Linked DNA regions of Homo sapiens: region 1 is linked to region 2. A link is an interaction called in ENCODE POLR2A ChIA-PET data of the cell type or tissue named here. Cell type or tissue: K562. All regions are shown on one strand. Links, peaks and the distances in the headings refer to the core of each region. The heading gives the core; the rest is flanking DNA. Region 1 overlaps FARS2 (phenylalanyl-tRNA synthetase 2, mitochondrial). Region 2 overlaps FARS2 (phenylalanyl-tRNA synthetase 2, mitochondrial).

The links. ChIA-PET counts read pairs that join two places held together with the same protein. Peaks named below come from ENCODE experiments on the same cell type or tissue, not always from the same donor. Only the 100,000 strongest peaks of a DNase experiment are listed, where the experiment ranks them.
Region 1: POLR2A ChIA-PET joins it to region 2 with 5 read pairs; 1 of 35 experiments calls an interaction of 5 or more read pairs at or near these places.

Annotation. Positions count from the first base shown.
Region 1 is chr6:5,280,756-5,283,672 of GRCh38, forward strand. All of the region lies in intron 1 of FARS2 (phenylalanyl-tRNA synthetase 2, mitochondrial), which reads left to right. Among named protein-coding and RNA genes, the nearest start is that of FARS2, 21 kb to the left of the region's middle. In K562, for the core only: no CTCF peak of the experiment used is centred there; a DNase peak (open chromatin) is centred at 1,736.
Region 2 is chr6:5,644,623-5,647,539 of GRCh38, forward strand. All of the region lies in intron 6 of FARS2 (phenylalanyl-tRNA synthetase 2, mitochondrial), which reads left to right. Among named protein-coding and RNA genes, the nearest start is that of FARS2-AS1, 190 kb to the left of the region's middle. In K562, for the core only: no CTCF peak of the experiment used is centred there; a DNase peak (open chromatin) is centred at 1,499.

The DNA of each region.
Region 1 (2,917 bases), core at 209-2,708, 360 kb before region 2:
TTGAGTTGTTAGGCCTTCGCAGCCTCAGAAAGTATGTAGGTTTACAGTAAATTATACACTGTGTATAATTCATTTTTCAATATATTGTAGGTATATTTTAAGGTTTAGTTAAGAAGTATGTAGGGGTAGAAGATCTTATGTTTTTAGTGACATTTTATGATTTACTATTGGCATTGTATTTTCCTTCCATTTTTAATTTTTGATTTATATTATTTTAATTGTATTCTGTCAGATTGGCTGGAGCTATCCTGGACTTTAGTTTGAGGGATGACACTTTGGGGAGTAAAGATTGGGTTTACTTTGTACTCGAGTCTTCCACAATTTCCTTTGTAGGGCTAACCGTTGTCAGCAAGTATTTATGCAACTGTTGTCTTATGACTACATAGCATGTATTGGTCATAGAGTCTAAAAGCTTCTTAAACAAAGCATGGGATTTAAGAAAGAAGAATTAGCAGATTAAGCCTTAATAATATATAAATACTTTACAAGTGAAGGTAAGACTTAAAAAGATTTAATAGCATAAACTTTAATAATTCATGTATTAGAGGCATCAGGTTTAAAATAAACTGCTGTTCTTTCACTTATTTTGTCTTATTTCCGTCTTTAAATTAGAAATGAAAAGAACCTGTAGTTGTTTTGTTTTTACTGTGTCAAAAAAATGCTTAAAAGTCATGTTTCATGGTGGATTTTTAAAATTGTGGTAAAATATATATAACATGAAATTTACCATTTTAGCCATTTTTAAGTGTGCAGTTCAGTGGCATTAAGTACATTCACATGCTTGAGGAAAACACCACCATCATCCATTTTTCAGAACTTCATCATCCCACACTGAAACTCTGTACTCCTTAAACAGCAGCTCCCCATTCTCCCACCCCCCCTGCCCCCGGTAACCACTATTCTGTGAATTTGATGATATTTTAAAATTGTTGTCCACAGTGATTGTCCGAACCAATATATAGTAATGATATCTCTCTGTGTGTCTACAGGGATCACCTCCTTTAACGTGACTGTATCCTAACTAAATGCATAATTGCCTTGTATTGGGAAATGGTAGACACTTCTCGAGGACCTGAAACCATTCAATTTAGTCAGTGCTCCTAGCCATCACTAACCTTATGTGTTCACCCGGAGTCAGATCATTTCTCTCATTTAAGAAAACAATAATTCTAGAAAATGACTTTTAAGTGACAGGTGGTAAAATGGACTGTCTTGAGTATGTGCTTGATACTCCAAACTTTACCAGTCTGCACTGAGAAGGCAAAAAGAATCAGTAACTGTTATGTAATATTTTTAATACTTCCTAGCTTGTCAGTATAATGCCATTGTGAATGCTGTGCAACCATGCAAAATAAGTACATTGAAATGTAGGGATTCAGATGGCTTTTTAGTCATTTAATGAGCAATAGGAATTTTTGGAATTTCAAGGAAAGTGTTACCTTGCCAGAGGACTTGCTCTGTATTGCTAGGGAGTCTCACTGCTCAGGAGACTGAGGAACAGAGCAGGGCATGCAGCCTATCATTGCCGTGGCTGCTTAGAAGGAAGCAGCAGCAAGCAGGCATGAGAGGCAGCCTATTTCAGGGGTTGCAAAAGAAACACATGGTCCATGGCGCTTAGGGGAGGGAGCATTCACATCCCAGGCGGACACCAGGGGAAGCGCCTGAGGTTGGTGGTGGTTTCAGTAGGTGCTGAAGGCCACGAGCCATTTTAGCCGGTGCATATGGGGAAGGGAGACAATCATGACATGGGCATTCCTGATAAAGGAGGCCACCGGAGTTGAGGGTTAGTGGTAGGGAAAAAAAGAGCAGCTGTTCGAGTTTTGATCAGCTGGAGTGTGCGATTTAGTCCCTGGAAGAGAAAGGGGCTTGGGCCCGTGTGGAGCACTTTGATAGGCTAAGTGGAACCCTGATTTTGTGAAACTTAATAAACTGGTGCTTTAGAAAGGTGGGTCCAGGAATGGTGCCTAGCGTCAATCAGAGAAGATAAGTTATTTAAAAGGGAAAGTGGTTAAAGGCTGTTTTAATTCTCCAGGAGGAAGATGCTGAGGGTCTCTACATTATGTCCATTGTGATGAGGGTGGAAAGGAGGGCCAAATGGCAGAGATATTGTCCAGACAGAGGCTGGCTGAACAGCAGGGATAAAGGAGAGAGTGGCCATAAAGCCTAGTGGCTTGCAATGCATATAGTATAACATTCAAGGGCCAGGCACGGTGGCTTACACCTGTAATCCCAGCAGTTTGGGAGGCTGAGGCAGGTGGATCATTTGAGGTCAGGAGTTCAAGACCAGACTGGCTGACATGGTGAAACCCTGTCTCGACTAAAAATTCAAAAAAAATGCAGGATATGGTGGCCCACACCTGTAATCCCAGCATTTTGGGAGGCTGAGACAGGCAGATCACCTAAGGTCAGAAGTTTGAGACCAGCCTGACCAATATGAAGAAACCCCATCTCTACTAAAAATACAAAAATTAGCTGGGCATGTTGGCATGCGCCTGTAATCCCAGCTACTCAGGAGGCTGAGATAGGAGAATCACTTGAACCTGGGAGGTGGATGTTGCAGTGAGCTGAGATTGTGCCATTTCACTCCAGCCTGTGCAACAAAAGTGAAACTCCTGTCTCAAAAAAAAAAAAAAAAAAAAACAAATTAGCCAGGCGTCTTGGTGGGCATCTGTAGTCCTGGCTACTCGGGAGGCTGAGGCAGGAGAATTGCTTGAACCCAGGAGGTGGAAGCTGCAGTAAGCTGAGATTGCGCCACTGCACTCCAGCCTGGGCAACAGAGCGAGACTTTGTTTCAAAAAAAAAAAAAAAAAATCAGAAGGCATAAATACATACAGGATGAAAAATCAGCTTCTCTCCTGTCTCTGTCCTTCAGCTCTTACCTGGTCTTAGACATTTTCTTATATATGCATGTATATGC
Region 2 (2,917 bases), core at 251-2,750:
AGTGCTGGATTACAGGCGTGAGTCACCTCGAAAACATTCTTGTTAGGTGATGTGCCCCAGAGGAAAGCTTGGACATTCTGAAGTTTGACCTACCTGTTCTAAACTATCATTGGCTGCTTACTTATTGTGCCATGTTCCTAAGGCTCAGCCTGCATTCCTACCCCTAGTAGGTAATGATCCAGTTTTTAAAATTCTTACCCTCTCCAAAAGGATTGAGAGAAACTAGAATGAGTGGCAGGCTTATTAGAGCAGTTGTTCTCTGGATACGTTTACAAATGGGAATAGCTGCACACTCAGGATCATTGAAGACTCACCTAAACATAACCTAGAAAAGAGACTGAACAAACTCTCAGAGCCGACTCAGCACTTATGATTCTGAAGAAGTGATATGCAGGCACAGAATAGTACCTTATTAAACATCTTTGTGTGAAAGGCCAGCTAACCAACTTGGATGAGAATATTCTCCCCACCTTCAAGGGTGCTTAAGTTTTTATTGGGTTACTTCTGCAAAGCTTCTACCCATCAGTAAATATTAGCCACCTTGGAAACAGTACACAGAATGACAGTCATTCTCCCTCTGGTGTAAAATTAGGCACTGGACAAGAGTGCATTTACCTGCTTGCAGGCAGAATTAAAACAGCCAGAATGTGCTTTAAGTGTCTAAGGAAAAATTTGGCCAAGGCTCTGGGCCAGTGCGTCTGTTGTTATTTTAGATTTATTCAATTAGAGTCACAAGCAAAGTAAATTGAGCTGTGTGGTTGATTTGAATATTACCTTGGAAGACAGTGTAAAGAGATTAACAAACCCTAAGGGATGAGGGACGAGTGCCAAGCTCCTCCTCTGTCCCCACACACAGTCGGGCCAGGTTTCACAGATTCATTTAGGAATGACGAAAATGCATGCAGAAGAGCAGATGTGCCTTTTGTTCAGGGCCACGTAGCCATTTTCCCGCTTCTCCATCCTCTGAAACTTCCTCTGTGTGCATGAACTGCTGCAAAAATGAAGCTGGTGCATGTGGAGGCTGTCAGATTTAAGAAGGTGGCCTGCCCTGAGAACTGGGGGAGCTTGGGTCCAGTCGAATCCTGCTTTTGTCTTGGCAAATGTATTGTCTGGCACAGCCGGCTGCATTCAGTTGACGTGGTGCTTTGACAGATTGGCATGGGTGAAATATTAAAAGTAATTGCACGGGCCTCATATGTTTTCAGAGGCTATAGGATAAATAAGCCATGCATTTCAACAAAGAACCTTTTCAGTGTTACCATTTTTAGTGCCATGTGGCAATTGGTTGTCTCACACTCCCTTCAAAGAGTGAGGCATTTTTACATGTTTTTTACTTAGTTTAACGGAGGTAGGGACTAGAATGATGCCAGGAAGCCATCCTGTTTTTAGGACTGAAGGGGCATTTTTCTGTGTAAGTCTCGTATGGTTTGGTGGAGTGAGATAAGGATGAGTTTTCTTAGAATAAGAAGCTAGAACTGACATGACAGAGAGGGAGCAGCAGGGAGATAAGAGAGGGAGCAGCAGGGAGATACAGGGTAAAAATGGTGAGATTTGCTTGAGGTCACCGTGTGTCCTTAATTAAGACTTTAATGACATTGTTACTCCCATGGCCTCTCACTGTTTTCCGAGTATATCTAATGCTGCTCTAATATCCAGGCTATAATATTGCAGTGAGAATTAGATTAGAGAAGATTATATGCAGGCTGTAGTGGTTCTGACGAACGAGCTGTGGTGTGACCTTCGACAGGTCACTCAGCTTCTGTGAACCTGCTTCCTACCTGTGCAGTGAGGGCAGTGGGCTCACACAGTCTCATGGTCCACTCCAGCATTGCCGGTCTGTGGTCTATGCGTGATGGCCTTGGATTTCACGGCTCCTCTACTCTTGAAAAGAGGAGGGGTTTTTAAAAGAATGCCTAGTAGGGTGTGGATTATGAATCTGTTCGCTATAACTACAGTTGGACTTTGGTATCCATAGGGGATTGGTTTCAGGACCCCCAGCAGATACCAAAATCCAGGGATGCTCAAGTCCCTGATATAAAATGGCATAGTATTTGCATATAACCTACACATATCCTCCTGTATACTTTAAGTCATCTCGGGATTATTTATAATACCTAATACAATGTAAATTCTATGTAAATAGTTATTATACTGTATTGTTTAGGGAATAATGTCAAGAAAAAGTCTGTACATGTTTAGTATGGACCAAACCATCTTTTTCTTTTTTCAAATATTTTTGATCCACAGTTGGTTGAATCCATGGATATGGAACCCATGGATATGGAGGACCAACTATATTTTGCTTTTCCTAGCTCCTTGTAAAGATTTTCATCAGAGAATATCTAGTAAGGTGAGATGAACCCCCTCCATGTCCCCTTTGCTTATTATCAGCTGTGACAAGCTCCTAGTTGAAGGCATAGGAGCAGGAGAATGAAAACAATGGCCCAAATGTATTTTTGGTTTTGTTTTTTGTTGTGTTCCTCACCAACGGTAAAGGTAGAATTGTCTGCTATTGCTTACTACTCTTTTGTCAGGGAGGGTCTTCACCTTCATCCCATCTCAAGTAGTGAGTCTGATTCTAGGCCTATCTGCCTTTTCCTGCTTCCTTCCACCTTCCCGCCTCTCTTCCTGGGGGAACCAATGTCTTCTTCATCTCTGTTCCCTTAGTGTAGTTTGGCACATACCAGATAATCAGAATATGTTTGTTGACTGCATTGGTCCAAAGATTAGGGCTGAGAAGGTGAGAAGGAAGACATGGAACTAAAACTAGAATTTAACATAATCAGCCATGTCCTCAAAATAAAATGGAAACTAACACGAGCTAGGAAAGGTAGAGCATGTTCACTTTTACCAGCCTGGGCCTGGAAGGCACATTTCCTGCCTAAATATTGATTAGAGTTATCTAAAAAGTTTTGAC